Regions from separate parts of the Homo sapiens genome. Here region 1 is linked to region 2. A link is an interaction called in ENCODE POLR2A ChIA-PET data of the cell type or tissue named here. Cell type or tissue: B cell. All regions are shown on one strand. Links, peaks and the distances in the headings refer to the core of each region. The heading gives the core; the rest is flanking DNA.

Evidence for each region. ChIA-PET counts read pairs that join two places held together with the same protein. Peaks named below come from ENCODE experiments on the same cell type or tissue, not always from the same donor. Only the 100,000 strongest peaks of a DNase experiment are listed, where the experiment ranks them.
Region 1: POLR2A ChIA-PET joins it to region 2 with 5 read pairs; 1 of 35 experiments calls an interaction of 5 or more read pairs at or near these places.

Annotation. Positions count from the first base shown.
Region 1 is chr15:75,690,019-75,701,768 of GRCh38, reverse strand. It overlaps CSPG4 (chondroitin sulfate proteoglycan 4), which reads left to right. Exons shown (of 10, transcript NM_001897.5): 2 at 8,536-8,699; 3 at 10,957-11,750. Among named protein-coding and RNA genes, the nearest start is that of CSPG4, 17 kb to the left of the region's middle. RefSeq lists enhancers at 1-520, 6,336-6,425, 7,026-7,175, 6,659-7,408, 8,158-8,908 and 3 more and silencers at 1,355-1,404, 1,535-1,624, 7,147-7,441. In B cell, for the core only: a CTCF peak has its summit at 6,970 (motif pointing left); DNase peaks (open chromatin) are centred at 5,338, 5,928, 6,418, 6,968 and 1 weaker place; H3K4me3 peaks cover 1,528 bases; H3K27ac peaks cover 1,358 bases; H3K27me3 peaks cover 395 bases.
Region 2 is chr15:75,124,163-75,135,912 of GRCh38, reverse strand. It overlaps LOC124903530 (a long non-coding RNA gene), which reads right to left and starts at 4,977. Exons shown (of 2, transcript XR_007064721.1): 1 at 4,727-4,977. RefSeq lists enhancers at 4,468-4,717, 4,888-4,947, 4,988-5,177. In B cell, for the core only: no CTCF peak of the experiment used is centred there; no DNase peak of the experiment used is centred there; H3K4me3 peaks cover 255 bases.

The DNA of each region.
Region 1 (11,750 bases), core at 5,019-9,018, 570 kb before region 2:
GGGGGTTCCTGTGGGTGTTCCTGCCATGGACATCTGAGGGACACTGGCAGTGGGCCTGGAGCCCTGGAGAGTTGGTGCCAGTGAGAGAGACGTGGTGCATTAGCAGAGGCTGGGCCTGAGGCCGGGAGAGAAAAGGAGGGCCAGAGGGAGTGTGGTGGCGGTGGGCACAGCTCCAGGGGGGGCCCACAGGCTGCAGGCTTCCAGGCAGTTGGCAGGTGGGGGTGCTAGGCAGGAACCTATTCCAGGAGGAGTCAGGCCTGCCCAGGAAGAGAGGTCTCAGTCTCGGGATCTCTGATGGGCCTGGGTAGCCCAGAGCTTCACTAGCAAGGACACTGAGGTTTCCTGGTGCACCCCCCGGCAACGCCCTCCCACTGGAGCACCACCAGTGCTGGGACTTGCTGTGGTGGGACAGCTCTGCCTGATAGAAAAACCCTCACACGGGACAAATGCCATCTCATTTGATCCTTTCGTTCCCTTAGATGCTGACATCACCTCCCTCATCACAGGTCCATGGCCTTCTTGCTGCACAGATGCCCTGGGAAGGAGATGTGGGCCCTGGTCCTGTCCTCAAGAGCTTCCAGTCTGGCTAGACCTGTGGCCATTTAGGCCAGAGGTGGCTCTACTGTACCCACGGTAGTGGCCACACCTCTTGCCAGTCTGCTGGGCTGGTCAGAGGCCAGATGTGTGTCAGTCCCTCTATCCAGGTCCCCTTTTACAGATGGGGACACTGAGGCCAGGGAAAGCATGGAAGCACATGGCTCTGAGCCCTGTGTGTGTGCTGGGGGTGTGAGCCCTGACCCAGGCTTCTGCCCTGGACATGGACTTCTGTCTGTGGGGTGAGCCCACCCTCTGTATTCAGATGGGGGAACTGAGGAGGAGGCACACAAGGCTACTGTGCACAAGTTGTGCCACCAGATTTCAGGTCCAGGCAGCCGTCCAGACCCACAGTCACCATTTCCTCTGTTCTTCCCCCATCCCAACTCACACACTCACTATCTCCAGACCCAGCCCGCCAGGCTGGGGAAGCCCCGAGACGCCGCCCCAGCAGCCCTGTCTTCAGCAGTTTCTGCTGCCAGAGCCAAGGGGAACTCAGAGATGAGCCATGGGCTGCCTGGTCCTGGACACAGCCCAGGAGAGAGCCTGGCCCTCAGCCTCCTGGGGGCAGCTCCCACCCAGACCCCTGTCTCTCCACCCTCCTCCCAGACCTCCAAGTCACCAGTGGGCAGGGCTGGCACTTATCACTGGCTTCTGGACCTAGTCATCCCCCGCCAGCCCCTGCAGAAGGGCCCTCCCGATTCGGCCAGCCCCAGAGCCACAGAGGAGGGGCTGCCAAACCGCCCAAGGAGAGCAGATGCTTCCCTCCCCTCCTCGCTGTCCCCCCCTCCTCGCTGCCCCCTCCACCCGGCCCTGACAGAAGAGTCCCAGGGGACAGGAAGGGAAAGAGTGTGTGTTCCCCAGGCTGGGGTCCAGCTCTCACACCCTCCTCCCACTGGGGCCATTGGCAGATGCTCCACTTCCGATTCACAGGCAGCAAGCAAACCCACCACGCCTCTCTGGGTGCACACACGGTGCATGTGCCCTGCTGACACCCACAGCCCCTAGCTCTGGAGCCACACCCACAGGAGCTTAAGTCCCAGCCCTGCCGCTGCTCCACAGGCTAGCACGGAGGACTGCCCTCTCTGAGCCTCAGTTTCCTCACCTGTAACATGGGAGATGCCTCCCAGGAGCCCTGCTAGGGCTGGGGGGCTGTGCAGGCCCAGTGCCAAGTGAGGGTCCTTCACTCTTCTCTTCCCTGCCAGAAACCCTACCCCAGCCTGGGTCCACTGAGGTGAGGGTCCCAGGTCCTCTAGGGCCAGGAAAGTGGGGGAAAGGAGGGTACGGATGGAGCCTGGAAACCCACCCATCTCCCTGTCCAAGAGGGAAGATTATAAGGCAGGGAAAAGCCTCTTGGAACCGCTCCCCACCGCAGCCACCCCACCCTCCTCGCCTGAGGCCTGGGGAGCAGCAAGACTTCCACAAAGACACCATTGAGGCCCCGCTTCCTCCTCCCCCGGCCCAGCCCTCCCGCCTGGGTGGACTCTGGGCTGCTTCTTCCCTCAAAACCTCTCATTTCCCCTCCTGCTTCCTCTGTGCTCCACAAGGCCCCAGGGTTGGGACATGTGGCTGGGAGCCCAGGGTGCAGCCCCTATCAGCCTCTGTGGACCAAGCTCAGCTTCTCCCACCCCACCTGCCCCTGCTTCCACTCATCTTCCAGACGGGTTCCCTCAACTGGAAATGTTCCCCAGCACATGCCCCTCTACGTGGGTGACTCAAAGCGCTTGGTTAGAGGATGGTAGCTGAGGCCAGTGACCAGGGTCAGGGCCCAGCCAATAGCTGAGGAAACTGTTTTCCTCCCTGGCCCCCTTGGCCTTGCAAGGGACCAGAAAGGCAACTAAACAGAAGGTCAGCTGACCTGAGTGTGTGTCTCTTGGCTCAAGAGTTTTTGGTGCTGCCCTGACCCCGACAGAGGTCTCTGCAGCATTTAGACGTGGAGGCAGTCACCTGAGCAGGTGCCTAGCACTCCAGCACCCCACTGGGATAAAGCAGTGTCTCCTGAGATGATGGCTGCTGTTGTAAGCTCCATGGGATTTGGAACTAACCTACTGTTGTCCGCATTTCGGTAGCTCACGGGACAGGAGAGGAGCAGGCAGTCCTTGGGCCGCGGGGATGGCCCTGGGTGGTGGAATCCCAGTCTGGAAGCAGCCAGGAAGAGTTGCTAAAGAGCAGTGAGCCCTGAGGGGTCTGCAGGTGTGTGAGCGTCTCCCAGGCAGCCCACCCTGGCCAGTGATGAGCCTTCTAGGCCTGGGCCCTGGTGACCCCAGTGTCATCACTGGGCAGGTCGCTCCCCTTAGTCTGACCTTAAGTCTCCCCTGTAACCTACCCCCTTGTTACCCTCAGAGTAACAGGGTTGGGTGAAGGTGATAGCTCAGTGTGGGTGGCTGAGCCTTGGGGAGTCTGCTGGGAGGAGGTTTGAGAGGGGCTCACCCCTGAGTAGGCACACCAGACAGCTTCTCCCTTGCCTGAGGAGCCCAGGGAGACCAATGTGCTGGGGAGGGGACCCCCAGTTATGTCTCGGTATCCAGGGCCCACAGTGGGGCCAGACCAGGGACCCAGCGCACCCCTTCCTCGCCTGCCTTGCCGCCACACACGTGTGTACATGTGACACTGACCCACATTCCTGCACACACTCACCCATGCCCTGCCTGCTTGGTTGGAAGTAGATTGGTGGCGGAAGTAAAATCGGGGAGTCCCTTGGAGGTGCAAGGGGAGGGGAGGGGAACTGACCTGAGGTCTAGAGGGCCAGGTGACCTCAGGGAGGGTCCGCTGCTGGGGAAGCACACCTGGCCCGTCCATGCTCTCACAGAGCCGGCATTCAGCCCCCAGGTGGGCCACGACCACCCCCCGCCCCACCACATACACACCTATGAGGGGAGACAGAGAGCCCTTCATCCCGGCCTTGGCCCTCCCAGAATACCCCATCCCACAGCCCCCTCAGACTCCCTCACCCCTGCCTGCCCAGACCTGGAGCCAGGATCTCCCGCCGTGGTGCCAAACCCCGAGGGGCGGTGATGGAGAAGTCTGGCTTCGTCTTGGAGCAGGGCCCTCCCTCCCCAGCAGGCTGGCTGGGCATCCCCTCCTCACTCCTGTGCACAGCAGCAGGCTTGCTGCCAACATCCCGCCTTCTCTGTCTCCCTCGAGTTTTCCTCCTCCGTCTCCTTCCTCAGGCCTTGGTCTGTATGTGAATCCAGTCTTTATGGAGGAGGGCATCTTGATTTCTCCTTCTCAGTTTTAATAACTTTCTCCCATGTTAGCTGTCTTCTTCCATTCCCATCACTGTATTGCTGTATTTGTGATTGAGTGAATGAATGAATGGGTCTCTATTACGCATTCCACCTCTCACCTCCTGCTCTGTCTCTGTGGCACTGGGTGTCCCTCCCCCACATACAGATGTCCAGGTCTCCTGCCCTCACCCTCAACTACGGGCCCAGGCACTCCCCACGGGCCAGCAGCTCCGGGCTCCCAGAATTTCTCCCTTATAAAGTCAGGCAGCAGCAGACACCCAGGAATGCTGCTGCTCCCATGACGCAGCCTGGCTGTGGGGCTGCCCCCAGGCAACCAGGAACATGGCGGGAGTGGGGCACACAGGGATCCATTGCCAGAGAGTGGGGTACAGTGGGGGTGCCTGGGTGGGTAGGGCTCACACGGGTGGTGCTGGGACCTGCTGGATCTCTTTCTGCTTCTCTTCGTCAAATCGCTTCTCCTCTGGAGCCTCAGTTTGTCTGTCTGGAAGGTGGAAGCTGAGTGCCCTGCAGCAGGCTTGAGCTACAGAGAATGCTGATGCTGTGGGACTCAGCACCCATGGAGGGTGGGGCCCCAGGCCGGGGCCCTCCAGACTGTCCTAGAGCAAAGGGTGATGTGCCCAGGGACAGCCAGGATGGGGCAGAGGGAAGAGGGAGCCAAAGAGCTAGGGGGAGACCAGGGGGAGCAGAGGCAGAGCCTGGCAGCAGGGATGGCCGGAGGCGAAGGAGAGATGGGGCAGATACAGGGACACAGGCAGCCTTCTGAGGACTCAGAAGGAACAGAGCCCACAGCAGCCCTCAGCCTGGAAGAGGCATCTGTGCCTGAGACCCGGCCCTGGCCTGGCTGGGGAAGGTGGGGCCCTGGCCGGGGGAGGCGGGCCTGATGGGCAGAGATGTTCCCCTCACAGCGACTCCTTGTCCCCGGAGCCTGGTGTCAGACAGAGGGCTGGGTGTCAGGCTGGAAGCCTCAGGGGCCCATCCACACTCCTCCTAGTAGTGCCTCCGGGGAGCCCGGAGATGCCAGCGCAGCCCTTGCCCTGACAGAGGGGGCTTGCTGGGGACCTTGACCGAGGTTTCCTCTAGCCCCTGAGAAGGGACTTGGCAGGGAAGGAAACAGGCTTTTTCTGTGCCCCCAGGCCTAGATCTCAGGAAGAAGGATGGAGCCACCCCACCCTCAGGCCCAGACAGCAGTGCCCTGTTTATGGGGAGGAAGGGTGGGAAGCCTGAGGATGTACCCACCTTTAGCAAACCTCTCTATGGGCGCTGAGCAGGAGGGGCAGGAACCCTCCAAGAACACACAGCCCCTTTCATGGAGCCAGGCCCAGCCAAGTAATGGCAGGCGGGCACCGAAGGGCAGGACAGGCCCGGGCACAATCATTGCTCTGTCCTGGCAGCTCCCGGCCCACACACGCGCACACACACACAAACACACAGCCTTACGCAAACCCAAAGCACACCCCCAGCAGCCACCCACATGCTTGCGCACACACAAATACACATCTATTAATATACAGCCCTGGACGCCCACTGACGCGCCTTCCAGAGAGAGAAACCCATACACGCAGCACTCTTCCTGCCCCTCCCACGGGCCCCCAGACCTGTGGGGCATCCTGCTCCTCTCATGCCCAAGGCTTGGCACCTCCAGGCACCCCATGCCATTAACCTTCCCCACATCCATATGGACAGCAAACTCCTAGATCAGGGAGAGACCCCCAGGACTAATCCCCACAGTCAGGAGGGGGAAGGGGTGGGAGGGACTGTGCCCATTTTACAGAATGGTGACACTGAGGCCTGAAGTGGGCCCCTTCTCCTGGCTCAGAGGGCAGCCCATGGGGCTGCTACAGGTTTGGTCTGCTGTTTTGATGAATCATGGGTCCTCTTGACCCAGGAGAATCAACGGCAGGTCTGATCCAGCCTGTGCCAATGTCTCCCCACAACCTCCTCCATCCCCCCGCCCCAGTCACGCAGCCGAGCCTAGCTTGACCCATTCTACTTTTCCCTCTACTTCTCTTCCTTCAAGTTAGCCAGAGGCTTTAGCGGGTGATGGAGCAGAAACCCTCCTAGCCCCACCCAAAGGGGACCTGTGTACTTCCTGCCAGTCTCACTCGGCCTTGCTGCTGTCCTCTGAGACTGCCTATTCCTCCCTCTCTGTGTCTGTACACCACCGTGACCTCCTCCAGGAAGTCCTCTGGATTGACTCCTAGCTTATTACATCTTAATTCTGCACACCCTCTCCATTTGAAGCCCCTCTTCAACTGCCCCCCCACCACCTCCAAGACAGGGATTCTGAGTTCTTGCAACTGAAGCCCCTCAGAGAGTGTAAGAGGGGCAGAAAAAAGGAGACCAGGAGGTGGAGGGAGTGGCGCTGTCAGAGTTTCCAGAGCCCTGGCCAGCAAGGCCTCAGAGGCCTCTGTTGGGGTGGGGGGCTGCCTGGCCACGCGCTCCAGCAGCACAAGACAGCCTGTGTGAGCCCCTCCCGCTCAGCCCCACAGGAAGCAGCAGGGCCCAGCCCCTCAATGGACCCATTCAGACCCCAGCGCTCTGGAAAGTACCTCTACTTCCTGCCACCCTCCCACTCTGGCCAAACAGGCTCTACTCTCCTCTGCTGGGAGGGGGCTGCAGGCAGGTGGTTCAGTGGTTAGGGCCAACCATCTAGTTCAGTTCCTGCCTGGCCCAGAGCCCTGATGTTGACCATGACTTGGCGGGTCTACATATACCTTTAGTGCAAGGGTGGGTAGGGGCAGGGACATGTGCCCCCTTCTCTGTGGGTGCTGGATAGGTAAATGTTTAGCAATGGGCTTTCTTGGGGAGGGGGAACCCTGATTTGCAGTATTTGCCTCTTTTCCTGGTATAAATGTTCTCACTGTGGGCAGTATCACCTGGCTCTCAAAATTCCTGAAAATTCAACAGTAGACTCCTGGCAGCTGCTGTCAGCCGCTCCAGCAGGTGACGGTGGTGGCTCTATCCTGCAGGGCCATGTGCCCCCACCCCTTGTGCTATGGCCTCCCTCACTTTAGTGTGCTGTGTTTTGCTCTTAGGAATCAATGTCTTTGCAGATAAGGCACCCCGGTAGGTGGCCGCCACCTGCAGTTCCCTGGTCTGTCCCTTGCTGGCGCCAAGCTCTGCTGAACCAGCTGGGCCGCCCCCGCGCAGATGGTCTGCAGGGCTCCCTTGATTCCCGTAGCTTCCCAGACAAGGTGCTGGTATTGCCAGCAGTGCTGGCAGGAGGAGATAACTAGAGGGGATTTAACTCAGCCCAAGGGGTTCTTACGGGATCTTTCTTGGACATCCCTCCCAGTGGGGCTGGCTGCCCTTAGGGTGTACAAGTCTCCGACTCCTCCAACGGCTGAAGCTGCTTACTCAGGCGGATGGCAGCTGGCTCAGGCTGGCCAGGGACCAGCACATGGGGCTGGTGCCGGATTATCCCTATCAAGGCCGTCAGCCTGTGCTCGCTCTCGGGTTTGAGGGAAGCCCAACAGGAATGAATCACCGTTTTTAACCCGTGTTTCTCTACCCCCCAGCCCTGGACATCTGCAGGCAAAGTCAAAGTTATATTTGGCTCTTATCACCACAAAAGGCATGGACCAGAAATTGTGGCAGCGGGTTGGAAGTCAGGGAGGCTAATCTGGGGAAACTGACTGGAGGAAGCAGCAATTCAAAAGAGGAGGAGTCCCAGTATGGGACAGAACGGGCCCTGCATAGGAACCACTAACCCCAGGCAAGCCCAGACATGGCCTTCTGCCTGGGGAGGCCCTCTTTGGCCTGCCCAGCAGACCCTCAGCCCCTCCCAAGCCCTGTCTTCAGCCTCAGCCTGCGTGGTGGCCTGGGGAAGTTAGGAACTCAGCTGTTCTCATCCCTGGTTCCTTGGCCACGGTGGAAACAATGGGGCCGGATCTGACTGCTCATCGGGGACTGTGAATAGCTCTCCAGCAGGAAGCAATAGCAAGGGTAATGGAGGAAGTGTGGGCCCACTTTGGTTTGACACTGCACATGGTCCCCATCTGGCCTCAGAGCCTTTGCTCCTTGGCAGACTCAGGCCAATAAGCTCCTGCCCCGACGCTCAATGGCAGCTGGAAGAATGGCCTGAGAGAGAAGCGGGGATAGGTGGGCCATGCTGACACCACCCCCAGATCCCAGTCGTGGCCTCAGCCAACCCATGGAGGCGGGGCATGGCACAGCAGGCGCTGCACAGGAGCCCAAGCACAAGGGCACTTAGGAGAAGGAATCTGAGCAGGGATCAGTCTGGACTGGGGGTGATTCTCCAGAAACTCCATTCCTTGGGGCTGTGACCACCAAGCCAGATGGTCAGGCCAGTTGCGGTTCCCTTTGGGCTGGGTCCAGGAGCCAGACCCACGAGGGAGACTCCTCTGGGGCCCAGGGGAGGCGAGTCAGAGCTGGCGGAGGCCTCTGGCTCCAGGAACCTCCAAGGAGGAGACCTGAGTTGCTGGGAATTTCTGGGTCTGACCTCCTGTAAATACAAGATCTGGGCTGGACACAAGGTGAGCCTGTGCCTTCTGGTGCCAGGACCAAGAAGATGCTGGGACCCGGGCAGTGCTCAGAGGCAGCACCATACAGCAGAACCATGAGGGTGCGCCAGCACGGACCCCTTTCTGCAACCCACCCGTCCCTCTTTGCGGCACCTCGCCTCCTCCAGGCAAGAGTCTGAGCCTTGACCACAGCTCCCTCTCTCACACAGCTTCCTTCTTCGGTGAGAACCACCTGGAGGTGCCTGTGGCCACGGCTCTGACCGACATAGACCTGCAGCTGCAGTTCTCCACGTCCCAGCCCGAAGCCCTCCTTCTCCTGGCAGCAGGCCCAGCTGACCACCTCCTGCTGCAGCTCTACTCTGGACGCCTGCAGGTGAGTGACGTCCCCCTGAGATCTGGGCGGGATTCGGGGTGGGATTCCTTCTCTAGCTTTGAGTGAACCCCAGCTGGCTGTGTGACCTTGTGTAAGTCACTTTTATCTTGGGGTCTTAAGTTCTCCACTGTGGGATGGGCAGCAGCAGCCCAGAAATGGTAAATCCTTCATGAACTGGCTCTGCCCACTGGCTCCCTCCAACCATGTTTCCCGCCACAACCCCTCGCTGGCCCTTTGTGCTCTGACAGCCCTGAACTGCTTTCAGTTCCTGGCCATCTTACAGTCGCTTGCTGCCAGGCTCTTGATGCACACTCCTTCTGCCAGGTGTGCGCCTCTCCCGTTCCCTGCACATGCCTAACTCCAGCCTCTCCTTGAAGTCTCAGTGTGGGCATCCCCTCCTCCTGGGCTAGGCCCCCTCCTGAGCCCCCATGACCCCTGTGCATCCCGGTGGCACTGCACCAATTTCTCTGCAGCACCATGGTCTGTCCACGACAGTAACAGCACCAGTACTGCCTCAGCTTCCTCATTTTTCCATTTCATCCTTCAAGACACCACAAGCTTTGTTAGCAAGGAGTCTTGTGGCTTTTTTGAGTCTTCCCCTAAACCATGAAGAGTTTAAGAACCCAGGGTCTTATTCCGAATTTGTGCCAGGCTGGGTGCAGTGGCTCATGCCTATAATCCCACCACTTTGGGAGGCCAAGGTGAGAAGATCACTCGAGCCTAGGAGTTCAAGTCTGGCCTAAGCCACACAATGAGTCCCCATCTCTATTTTTAAAAGAAAAAAATAACCGGACGCGGTGGCTCATGCCTGTAATCCCAGCACTTTGGGAGGCTGAGGCGGGTGGATCACCTGAGGTCAGGAGTTCGAGACCAGCCTGGCCAACATGGTGAAACCGTGTCTCTAATAAAAATACAAAAAAATTAGCCGGGCATGGTGACACATGCCTGTAATCCCAGCTACTCAGGAGGCTGAGGCAAGAGAATCACTTGAACCCAGGAGAAGGAGGTTGCAGTGAGCCGAGACCGCACCATTGCACTTCAGCCTGGGCAACAAGAACCAAACTCCGTCTCAAAAAAAAACAAATTTGGGGCAGCCATCTCCTTCCACACCCCATGGGGAGAGGACTAGGGCTTGGTCAGTCTGCTGCTTTCACTGTTAAACACCAGCGTGGTGCAGGCTGGTGCTGATGGCTGTCCAGTTCTGTAGGTACAATGATGCCACACCCCTACAGAGATGCTCCATACCAGGACTCCAAAATTATAGTTCTTAGTGCCCTGGTTCTGCAGTTACCATACTCTGCCACCTCCCATTCTACCATCTGGGAGCACCGTACCAGAGCCATTTCTGCTGTCAATGTCATGGAGACAGAACTATGTCCTTCATCTCTCCCCAAGATCTCCTTCCACCCCAGGTCAGGGAGCTTTTTTTCAGAACACAGAGTATTTAAATTTTAATTTAAAAATTAGCCTATTCCTGAACAGTGAGCCTGGCTGCCTTCAATGACCCCAAGAAACTTTGCTCTGTTGAAGGGGACTGATCAAGGGATTCCCAGTTACCCATTATTCCAAAGTTGAAATCCAGATTCCAAGACAATATTTCTGGCACCTCTCACTCAAGGAAAGAGGGGAAGAATTTAAAAACACAGGTTGGATTTCTAGGAGAGCATCTTGCTGTATGTCAGTTCCTTGTGGGCGAGGACCACATCTGATTCATATCAGGGTCCCCAGAGCCCATCCAGCCCTGGCCCAGAGTTTCCTTTGGTGAGTGTTTGGAGGATGAATAAAGAGATGGCAGGACGGCAAGAGGAGTGGCACCAGAGGCTCTTGTCCTAGGTTTTCCACTCTGGGGCCCCAAGTGTGGGGAACTCACTATGCTTTTTTTTTGTTTGTTTTTTGAGACAGAGTTTCGCTCTTGCTGCCCAGGCTGGAGTGCAATGGCATGATCTCAGCTCACTGCAACCTCCACCTCCCGAGTTCAAGCAATTCTCCTGCCACAGCCTCCAAAGTAGCTGGGATTACAGGCATGCGCCACCATGCCCAGCTAATTTTGTGTTTTTAGTAGAGACAGGGTTTCTCCATGTTGGCCAGGCTGGTCTCAAACTCCTAACCTCAGGTGATCCGCCTGCCTTGGCCTCCCAAAGTGCTAGGATTACAGGCATGAGCCACCACTGCAATCACGCCCGGCTCTATGCTTTTATAAGGGAAATGATGGATCCAAAGTGCTGTCCACTATCTCCCACTCCCCATCTCTCTTCAGGTCAGACTTGTTCTGGGCCAGGAGGAGCTGAGGCTGCAGACTCCAGCAGAGACGCTGCTGAGTGACTCCATCCCCCACACTGTGGTGCTGACTGTCGTAGAGGGCTGGGCCACGTTGTCAGTCGATGGGTTTCTGAACGCCTCCTCAGCAGTCCCAGGAGCCCCCCTAGAGGTCCCCTATGGGCTCTTTGTTGGGGGCACTGGGACCCTTGGCCTGCCCTACCTGAGGGGAACCAGCCGACCCCTGAGGGGTTGCCTCCATGCAGCCACCCTCAATGGCCGCAGCCTCCTCCGGCCTCTGACCCCCGATGTGCATGAGGGCTGTGCTGAAGAGTTTTCTGCCAGTGATGATGTGGCCCTGGGCTTCTCTGGGCCCCACTCTCTGGCTGCCTTCCCTGCCTGGGGCACTCAGGACGAAGGAACCCTAGAGTTTACACTCACCACACAGAGCCGGCAGGCACCCTTGGCCTTCCAGGCAGGGGGCCGGCGTGGGGACTTCATCTATGTGGACATATTTGAGGGCCACCTGCGGGCCGTGGTGGAGAAGGGCCAGGGTACCGTATTGCTCCACAACAGTGTGCCTGTGGCCGATGGGCAGCCCCATGAGGTCAGTGTCCACATCAATGCTCACCGGCTGGAAATCTCCGTGGACCAGTACCCTACGCATACTTCGAACCGAGGAGTCCTCAGCTACCTGGAGCCACGGGGCAGTCTCCTTCTCGGGGGGCTGGATGCAGAGGCCTCTCGTCACCTCCAGGAACACCGCCTGGGCCTGACACCAGAGGCCACCAATGC
Region 2 (11,750 bases), core at 4,948-8,947:
TACTTTTATTAACTCTCAATCTGTGAGCAGTATATATCTTTCTATGCTTGATATTTTGTGTGATGAAAGGAGGAGTATGTAGAAAGCACTTCTGCTGCTTACCAAAGGATGATGGGCTTCTCTAAGGAAAAGCGCTTGTGTGATTGTCTGAGTTGTCAGCCAAACTAGCTGCTTTTTTCATAGAACACCATTTTTACTTGAAAGACTGACAAACTATGGTTATTCCGACTGGTATTTAGCAGACATTTCTTAACAATAAATAAAGTGAAACTGTCACTCCATAAAAGCAACTGACAGCATTTGTTGCCAATGATAAAATTTGAGCTTTCAAGCAAAAGTTAGAATTTTGGAAAATGTGTATCCACCATTGTGAGCTTAACAAGCTTCTAAGTACTTAAACACTTTTTTTTTCCTTTCTTTTCTTTTTTTTTTTTTTGTGTGAGATGGAGTCTTGCTCTGTCACCCAGGCTGGAGTGCAATGACATAATCTCAGCTCACTGTAACCTCTGCCTCCTGGGTTCAAGCAATTCTCCTGCCTCAGCCTCCTGAGTAACTGGAATTACAGGCACACGCCACCACACCTGGCTAATTTTTGTATTTTTAGTAAAGATGGGGTTTCACCATGTTGGCCAGGCTGGTCTTGAACTCCTGACCTCAGGTGATGTACCCACCTCGGCCTCCCAAAGTGCTGGGATTACAGGCATGAGTCACCGTGCCCAGCCTTACTTAAACAATTTTCTTATGAGATTAGTAGTGATATTAACACACATGATTTTTCAATATTGTCTAACAAAATGTGTCAAAAATTGGATGATCTGCATAACTCTATCAGTACTTTCCAAATGACAAATGCATAATGTTACAGAACTACACTCACATAAAAGATTCACTTAAGGTACAAGACAGGGCTGAGTATAGTGGCTCATGCCTGTAATCCCAACACTTTGGCAGGTAGAGGTGGGAGGATCACTAGAGGCGAAGAGCTGGAGACCGGCCTGGGCAACATAGCAAGACCCCATCTTTATTTTAAAAAATAAAAAATTAGCCAGGTGTGGTGGCACACACCTATAGTTCCAGCTACTAAGGAGGCTGAGACAGGAGGATTGCTTGAGCTCAGGAGTCTGAGGTTGCAATGAGCTATGATCAAGCCACTGTACCCTAGCCTGGGTGACAGAGTGAAACCCTGTCTTAAAAAAAAAAGTGGGGGGACAAGAGAGAGCAATGGCTTTTGTTTTGTTTTGTTGTTTGAGACAGAGTCTTGCTCTGTCACCCAGGCTGACGTTCAGTGGCAAAATCTCGGTTCACTGCAACCTCTGCCTCCCGGGTTCAAGCAATTCTTGTGCCTCAGCTTCCCAAGTAGCTAGAATTAGAGATGTGCATCACCAAACCCAGCTAATTTTTGTATTTTTAGTAGAGGCGGGGTTTTGTCATGTTGGCCTGTCTAGTCTCAAACTCCTGGCCTCATGTAATACGTCTGGCCTCAGCCTCCCAAGGTGCTGGGATTACAGGCATGAGCCACGGCGCCCAGCCGGAACAATGAGTTTTAATGTAACAGTATGAATATGTCATTGCTATGGTTTCAGATTCTACATTGCTTTGAGAAACTGCTGCTTGTCCAGTCGATGTGCTATCAAAGAATACCCACAAAAGGCTATTTAAAGTCTCTTTTTTCTAACTACATATCTTACTGACATGAATTTTCTTCACATACTCCAACCAAAACAATGTATTCTGATAGATCGAATGCAGAAACAGATATGAGAATGAAGATTTTTCAATTAAGTCAGATATTAAAGAGATTTGCAAAAATGCAAAACAAAGTCATTTTTCTCACTAAATGTTTTTGTTTTGGAAAGGATAGTTACTTTTTACAAAACTGTCATTTATATTAACATATAATTGCTTTATTGTTGTTATTTCCTTTCTTTTTTTTTTTTTTGTTTTTGAGACAGGGTCTTACTCTGTTGCCCAGGCCGGGGTGCAGTGGCACAATCTCGGCTCACTGCAACCTCCGCATCCTGGGCTTAAGTGATTTTCCAGTCTCAGCCTCCTGTGTAGCTGGGACTACTGGCACACACCACCACCACACCTGACTAATTTTTTTGTGTGTATATATATATATAATTTTTTTTTTGAGATGGAGTCTTGCTCTGTTGCCCAGGCTGGAGTGCAGTGGCACCATCTCGGCTCACTGCAAGCTCCGCCTCCCGGGTTCACACCATTCTCCTGCCTCAGCCTCCCAAGTAGCTGGGACTACAAGCGTGTGCCACCACACCCAGCTAATTTTGTGTATTTTTAGTAGAGACGGGGTTTCACCGTGTTAGCCAGGATGGTCTCGATCTCATGACCTCATGATCCACCAGCCTTGGCCTCCCAAAGTGCTGGGTTTACAGGCATGAGCCACCACGCCCAGCCTAATTTTTGTATATTTTGTAGAGATGGCATTTCACTATGTTGGCCAGGCTGGTCTCGAACTTCCGAGTTCAAGTGATCAGCCTGCCTTGGCCTCCCAAATTGTTGGGATTACAGGCACGAGCCACCTCGCCTGGCCTATTGTTATTTCTAAATGAATTAATATGTAAATATTTTTTAAATTTCTTAGCTTTAATTTCTGATAACCCTCATTAATGAAAATGTTTTTGGGGACACTGAGTAATTTTTAGAGTGTAGAGGGGTCCTGAACTTTGAGGGGTTCTTCAAACGCAGAACTTTGAGAACCACTACAAAACAGAGTGAATTAACTTTCCATCCCACTACACAATCTCAGCCTGCTGAGACAACTACTGTGGTCAGTGTACTATGTACCCTTTCCTATATTGTATGCCTTTATACCCAAAAGGTATCCACAATTTATTTATTTTTATTTATTTATTTGTTTGAGACAGGGTTTCGCACTTGTTGCCCAGGCTGGAGTGCAATGGCATGATCTCGGCTCACTGCAACCTCTGCCTCCCGGGTTCAAGTGATTCTCCTGCCTCAGCCTCCCAAGTAGCTGGGATTACAGGCATGTGCCACCACACTCCACTAATTTTTTGTATTTAGTAGAGATGGGGTTTCACCATGTTAGTCAGGCTGGTCTCAAACTCCTGACCTCAGGTGATCCACTCGCCTCAGCCTCCCAAAATGCTGGGATTACGGCGTGCACCACCGTGCCCGGCCAGGTATTCACAATCCTGTACCTGGCTTTTTTCCGTAGGAAAAGAATAGACCATGGAACCCAGCCCATATCAGCGTACATACGACTGCTCCAAGTTTTCCTGGCTGGATTGTGTGCCTATTATATGGACGCAATGTAATCTATTCAACCATCCTGCTGCTGCTGGACATTTAGGTTGGTTCTCATTTTTTAACAAGTTCAGGCCCAGCGCGGTGGTTCACGCCTGTAATCCCAGCACTTTCGGAGGGTGAGGCGGGCGGATCACAAGGTCAGGAGATCGAGACCATCCTGGCTAACACGGTGAAACCCCGTCTCTACTAAAAATACAAAAATTAGCCGGGCATGGTGGTGGGCGCCAGTAGTCCCAGCTACTTGGGAGGCTGAGGCAGGAGAATGGCATGAACCCAGAGGTGGAGCTTGCAGTGAGCCGAGATCACACCACTGCACTCCAGCCTGGTCAATAGAGCGAGACTCCGTCTCAAAAATAAACCAGTTCAAACAATTATGTAATGAACATCCTTGGAAAAGTTTTAAGCAGGTAAGTGATAGGATCAGATTTGCTTGTTTAAAATGTCACTCTGAATATGTAAGCTGCTGAAATCTGAACAAGATCTATGGATTGTATCAATATCAATTTCCTGGCTGTGGATATTGTACTATTGTGCAAGATGTTGCCACTGAGGAAATGAGAAGGAAACCAGGTGAAGAGTACATGGAATCTGTCTATATTATTTCTTATAATGCATGTGAATCTATAATTATCTCAAAATAAAAAATTTAATTAAAAAATTGAGGCCCGGCATTGTGGCTCACGCCTGTAATCCCAGCACTTTGGGAGGCTGAGGCAGGTGGATCACCTGAGGTCAGGAGTTCGAGACCAGCCTGGCCAACATGGTAAAACCCCTGTCTCTACTAAAAATACAAAAAATTAGCCAGTTGTGGTGGCAGGCACCTGTAATTCCAGCTACTTAGGAGGCTGAGACAGGAGAATCACTTGAACCCAGGAGGCAGAGGTTGCAGTAAGCTGAGATTGCGTCACTGCACTTCAGCCTGGGAGACAAGAGCAAAACTCTTGTCTCCAAAATAAAAAAGAAAAAAAACACACGTATTAGGATAATTAGTATCAAAATAACAGAAAATAACAAGTGTTGGCAATAATGTGTGAAAACTGGAATGCTTCTGCACTGCTGGTGGGAATGTAAAATGGGGCAGCTACTATGGGAAACAATATGGAAGTTCCTAAAACACTAAAAATAGAACTATCCTATGACCCAACCATCTCACTTCTGGTTTTACAGCCAAAATAATTGAAAACAGGATCTCAAGGAGATATTTCCACACTATGCTTACAGCAGCACTAGTTGTAATAGCCAAGAGGTCAAAAGCAACCCAAGTGTCCACTGACAAATGGATAAAGAAAATGAGGTATATACATACAACGGAATATTATTGAGCCTTAAAAAGGAAGGAAATTCTGACACATGCTACAACATGGTTGAACCTTGAGAACATCTTATTAAGTGAAATAAGCCAGTCCCCAAAACACAGATACTATGTGATTCTACTTACATGAGTTGTCTATAGTAGTCAAATTCATAGAAACAGAAAGTAGAATAGTGGTTGTCAGGGGCTGGGGAGAGGGAAATACAGAGGTGTTAGTTTCATGGGTATAGTTTCACTTTTGCAAGCTAAAAAAATTCCGGAGAGCTCTTCCATAACAATGCGAATTTAACTAACGGTACTTAACTCTATACTTAGAAATGGTTAAGATGGTAAATTTTGGCCAGGCACAGTGGCTCACGTCTGTAATCCCAGCACTTTGGGAGACCAAGCCAGGTGGATCACTTGATGTCAGGAGTTCGAGACTAGCCTGGCCAACATGGTGAAACCCTGTCTCTACTAAAAATACGAAAATTAGCCAGGTGTGGTGGTACACGGCTGTAGTCCCAGCTGCTCAGGTGGCTGACGCAGGAGAATTGCTTGAACCCAGGAGGCAGAGGTTGCAGTGAGCCGAGTTCACACCACTGTACTCCAGTCTGGACAACAGGGTGAGACTCTATGCAAAAAAAACAAAAAAAAAAAACAACAAAAAAAAGGAAAGGGGAGCCAGGCATGGGTGTGGTGGCTCACGCCTATAATCCCAGCACTTTGGGAGCTGAGGCTGGTGAATCACCTGAGGTCAGAAGTTTGAGACCAGCCTGGCTAACATGGTGAAACCCTGTCTCAACTAAAAATACAAAAATTAGCTGGGCGTGGTGGCGCATGCCTGTAATCCCAGCTACTCGGGAGGCTGAGGCAGGAAAATAGCTTGAACCTGGGAGGCGTAGGTTGCAGTGAGCCAAGAATGCACCATTGCACTCCACCCTGTGCAACAAGACAAAACTCTGTCTCAAAAAAAAAAGATGGTAAATTTTATCTTATGCATTTTTTTACCATACACACAAACAGACAAAACTAGAGGAGAGCTAGTTAAAAAAAAAAAAAAAATCACTCTAGCTGCCACTAGGTTTGAAGGGGCTCTGCTAGTGGCAGGAAAGTCTCCTAGCAGGATGTTCTTTTGTCTTGATGAGAAGTGCTGGGGCATGAACAAAGGCAGTGCCCTGGATCCCCAAAGACTGTGAAAGATTGAATTATTTGTCCCTTGTAATATAATTATCCACCCACATCCTTGCCATGGTGGACAGAGAATACTTTCCCACCTTTTGATTTTGTGTTTGGCCATGTGACTTGCTTTGGCCAGTAGGAAACTTGTGAACCTGACATGAGAAGTTTTGAAATGTGCTTGCTCAGTTGGACATGCCTTCTCATGCTGCAGTAATCTGCCATGACAAGAACGTGCCCCATATAGCTGCTGCTCCTTCCTTCTGGGTCCAGGAATGAGTCTCCAGGAACAGGCCATAATCCCTGGGTAGCCGCTGGTCCCAGGAGAACGAGGGACATGCCGAGCAGATCTGAACTCAGCCTGCAGCTTGGAGTCTAGCCTCGATCAACCAAGGTACGATTCAATTTCAGCTGAATTGTACAGCTGACCCACAGGTCATGAGCGTGACAATAAAGGATTATTGTTTGAAGCTTCTGAGTTGTTGTGGTTGTTGTTTCATACAGCACAACGACCCATTTTAGAATGGCACTTAGTAGGCTTTTACAACCTCAACCATTGTTCTGCTGATAGCAAAGCTTTCCATCCAGCAATACTCAACATCCAAACACAGAAGACATGGCAAAAGCAGGGGGGAGTGCTGAGGTGGTTAAGTTCATATACAGAGTGCTGGTGAAAGCACAGGGTGAAGAATCCCTGGGGGTCACTTCCTAGATGGGAGCACAGTAGCCTAATACCTTAGCTGTAGCTTCATCAGTATGTTGGTATGGATCGCTGTAGGAACACGTGATCAACAGCTCTTAGCATCATCTTTTTGGAGTGACTTGAGTCTTGTGATTGAAATGATTCTATTTCTTACTGGTTGGGATTATTTAGTGAAGACACTGTTTGGAACAGATATTATCATTATCCTGTTCCTGGGCCTGTAACCCCAGCACTTTGGGAGGCTGAGGCAGGCAGACCACAAGGTCAGGAGATCGAGACCATCCTGGCTAACACAGTGAAACCCCCTCTCTACTAAAAATACAAAAAATTAGCCGGGCGTGGTGGCGGGCGCCTGTAATCCCAGCTACTTGGGAGGCTGAGGCAGGAGAATGGCGTGAACCTGGGAGGCAGAGCTTGCAGTGAGCTGAGATCGAGCCACTGCACTACAGCCTGGGTGACAGAGCAAGAATCTGTCTCAAAAAAAAAAAAAAAAAGAAAGAAAGAAAGGAAAGGCAAGGAAGAAAAGAAAGAAAGAAAGAAGTCACTACTTTATCATATAAAAATCAATAATAAGTCATTAATGGAAATTATAATCCAGTTGGTGTTTTCTATTTCTTCAATTATAATTTTTTCTTTTTCTTTTTTTTTTTTTCTTGAGACAGGATGTTGTTTTGTCACCCAGGCTGGAGTTCAGTGGTTCAACTATAGCTCACTGCAACCTCAAACTCCTGGGCTCAAGTAATCCTTCTGCCTCAGTCTCCTGAGTAGCTGGAACTACAGGCGTGCACTACCATGCCTGGTAATTTTTTAAAATTTTTGTAGAAACAAGGTTTCACTTTGTTGCCCACTTTGTTAATCTGGAACTCCTAGCCTCAAGTGATCCACCCGCATCAGCCTCCCAAAGCACTGGGATTACAAGTGTGAGCCTCCATTCCTGGCCTCATTTTCTTTTTTAACAGGTGTTTGAATTAATATACAAATAAAGTCTATAAATAGGGCTTGGTTGATAAATCTTAAAACCTGCAAGTTTCCCCTCCGTCTCTTTTTGTTTTGTAATACTGTTTTGTTAAGGAAATTGGGGGATTTTTTTAATTTTGTTTTTGTTTTTTGGTTTTTTTTGGAGACCGAGTCTTGCTATCACCCAGCCTGGAGTGCAGTGGCGTGATATCGGCTCCCTGCAACCTCAGCTTCCAGGGTTCAAGTGATTCTCCAGCTTCAGCCTCCCGAGTAGCTGGGATTACAGGCGTGTGCCACCACACCCAGCTAAATTTTGTATTTTTAGTAGAGACAGGGTTTCACCAGGTTGGCCAGGCTGGTCTCGAACTCCTGACCTCAAGTCATCCACCAGCCTCAGCCTCCCAAAGTGTTGGAATTACAGGCGTGAGCTACCGCACCAAGCTGGAAACTAGGTTGTTTATCCTTGCAGTTTCCCACAGTCTGAATTTGGTTGATTGCAACCCTGTGGTACCATTTAACATGTCTTCTGTCTTCTGTATTTAGTTAGGGAGGCTTGAACAAATTCACGTCCAACTATTTTTTTCAAGACCACCTCCTAGATGGTGATATGTGCTTCCATCAGGAAGCACCTAACTTCTGGTTGTGTCTCATTTTGCAACATCTGCAGCCATGGATGATCATTACTTAAATTCATGAGGAATTGCAAAATAGTGACATTATAACTGTATTATTTCTTATTTTATTAACCTGCATATTTCTACAAAGTGAAACTTGCCCTCATTGATTATTTAGTTATCCTGAGAGATAGATCATATGCAAAAGACATGACAAATATTTAATGCTTTCCCTTTATTTACCAGCTGCCTAGCATCCCCCTAAGGTGAAAAACTAGTTATTTTTAAATATGTGTGAATCAGTGGATTTAAACATGTCTGATTGGTGTCAATCCATTGCAGTTATTAATCTTACTGGTGCTCAAAAAATCTCGCCTTTGGCTGGTGGAAGTGTATTCAGGTTGGCTCCTGTCTCCTTTTGACATGACCCGGGGAGTGTTTCATAGCATCCTATTTTATATGACAGGATATTTATGACTCATTCCTTATATCTCCTGTCCCCAAAATGCCCAGAGGCATTTTTCATCTGGATTGCTTGAAGGTCAGTGATGGCAGGAGGTAGGCTGACTCCCAGTTTGAAGACTTACAGAGCTACATGGACAGTGATGTCACTTGCAGATGTGGGGTCGACATTGAGGTTGGGGGACCAGAGTGGTCAAAGAAGACTGAGAGGGTAGCGGAGTGAGGGCAGACATCTCTGGCCATCCTGCAGGGCCGTGGGGACTTTAGCAGTGCAACTCCCGTCCACAGTAAGGGTGATGGCAGTTGCTGCAGGTGGCCACGGGAGGCTAAAGGCAATGGTACTACGAAGGCCCCAGGCATCTTCAGGCTTCCACATGGTCCATGGCACAAGTCACCACAGACCGCCCAAACCTGGGTTCACTTTCCTCTCTTGGCGCTTGTGCATGAGAAAGCTCCTGTCTTCTCCAAACATGGGTTGGCCCAAAAGAGAGATGTGTGTCCCCTTGTTACAGTCTGCTCAGCCTGCTAGTATAACACCCCAGCCCCCCCATACACACGCCTTTGTGCCTTCACCCCTGCACCATAAAGCACATGTACTCCATGCGTAAACACGTTTACGTATACGATGGTGTGCAGCTGCCCACTCACACGCACACATGCAGTGGTGTAGAGAAGGAGCCTTGGCGGTGCACTGTGGTCAGGAAGGCCTGCACTTGAACCTCCTTCGCTAGGCCATGGGTCTCTGGACCTCAGTTTACTGATCTATAAAACAAGATGTTGGCCTTAATGTCCCTCTGTCCCCAAGGTCCCTGTCTGTCCATGCTGACAATAAGGTTCTAAGTGTTTCAAAGTATATATTCACTCATAGAAACTCTGGGGACAGCCCCTTCCAAGCCTCCCCTAGTCCCCGTACCCACACATTTTAACCAGAAGAAGCCCTATACCTGGAATGCCCAGCCTTCAGGTTGCAACTTGCTTTTCACCTTGACTACAGCACCCGAGGAGACAGAAATGCTCACTGGGTGGCCCCCCCAGGCTGGGGTACTAGGGGGCAGGTGGCTCTGGCTTGGTACCCTCCTTAGGCCTGGATTTCTACCCACTTCCACAGGGCTCCAGCGGGGACAGTAACCAGTCTGCAACGGCAGTGGGCTCTCCCAGTTTGCCTCCCAGTTAGGATTTGCCAACACTGGCCATCTAAGGCCTACTGGGGTCCTTGCAGGTTTCCTGGGGGGATAGGAAAGCTCTGTGTGCTGACTGCCGCCCTGCTGGCCTGCAACCCTGAGCTCAGCTTACCCACTGCAATCGGCTGCCAAGGGGCACTGGATCTCAAGTGCTACTCTATATGAGTGTGTGTTTTGGGAGAAGTACTAGGGAAGAAGGGAAGGCTTTTTTCCATAGAAAGGCATGCGATGTAGTAAAAGTGGGGAAGCTTTGGACACAATCCTGGCTCAACAACTTATTAGGGGTGTCTAATCTTTTGGCTTCCCTGGGCCACACTGGAAGAAGAAGAATTGTCTTGGGCCACAGATAAAATACACTAACACTAATGATAGCTGATGAGCTTAAAAAATTTTGCCAAAAAAATTTTTATTTTATTTTATTTTATATTTTAGTTTTTGAGATGGAGTCTCACTCTATTGCCCAGGCTGGAGTGCAGTGGCACGGTCTCAGTTCACTGCAACCTCTGCCTCCCAGGTTCAAGCAATTCTCCTGCCTCAGCCTCCCAAGTAGCTGGGACTACAGGCATGCACCACCACGCCTGGCTAATTTTTTGTAAAAAAAAAAAAAAAAATTATAATATTTTAAGAAAGTTTATGAATTTGTGTTGGGCTGCATTCAAAGCCATCCTGGGCCGCATGTGGCCCGTGAGTTGTGGGTTGGACAAGCTTGACGTAAATACTATGTGGCCTTGGCCCCTTTCCAGGCCATGGTTTCCTCTTCTGTGAAAAGGGAACCAGTGGCTGGGAAAAGGGAACCAGAAGCCGAAGTGGGAGGATCACTTGAGCATAGGAATTTGAAATCAGCCTGGGCAACACAGCAAAACCTTGTCTCAATTTTAAAAATAAAAAATATATGAAAAAAGGGAACCAGAGTGACTATTTTAGGGTAGTTTTGAGAATTCACTGACATAATGCCTATAAAGCCACAGCAGGTGTCAGCCACACAGTAGGTGTTGAAAAGCTGGGAGCTGCTGCGTTGCTGCTGTCATTATTGACTGGCCTGTTTTTCAAAACAGGGCACAAAGTGAGTTATGGGAGCTCCAGAAAGGAATGCTTGGTTTCAATACTTAGCAAATAATAACAAAAAGAATATTGAAGTATATATAAACATTTTGAGGCCGGGCGCAGTAGCTCACGCCTGTAATTCCGGCACTTTAGGAAGCCGAAGTGGGAGGATCACTTGAGGTCAGGAGTTTGAGACCAGCCTGGCCAACATAGCAAAACCTTATCTCTACTAAAAATACAAAAATTAGCCGGGCGTGGTAGCACGCGCCTGTAGTCCCAGCTACTCAGGAGGCTGAGGCAGGAGAATCACTTGAACCCAGTAGCAGGAGGTTGCAGTGAGCCAAGATCGTGCCACTGCACTCCAGCCTGGGCGACAGAGCAAGGCTCCATCTCAAATAATAAAAATTTAAAAATAAAGTATATGTAAACATTTGAAAACAATGACCATTTATTTCTCTATCTGGAAATATGCAGACTAGCTGAATAGAGAAATCCCTTCCTAAAAATGCTGAATGAAATACCAAAAATGTGTGTGTGAAAGCACAGATAAAAGGGTGTTAAACAGGGAATCAGTCAGAAGCCAGAATAACAAGAGCATGACCCCATCAGGGTGAGCCTGCACCGGGGCCTGTGCTTTCTGAGACCCTGGGATGTAAATGGCCAGTGTGCCAGGCACCTCCTGGGCACCACTTCAGTCTGCTTGGCCCCAGTTCTGATTCTGGCCACTGCTGAGGTGATGAGTGTTCTGTGGGCCTCATGCAGGTGCTGCCTCACCTTGGGCACATGGGGCCCACCCCTCCCTTCCTGTCTGAGTCTCACTGACCCCACAGGGCAGATGCTCTCGGGAATCCCCTGAACCATTATGCATGCGCAGACCCCAAGTTCAGGGGAGTTCATGTCTGTGAGGCCACTCTTGACCAATGATTGACACAAGCAAATACTCATTGTGTCTTTTTTGTATCTCCCATTTCATAAGACTCCTTGGAAGATCCTATGGAATCAAGCACCTATCAGAGGTCCCCTTAAATAAT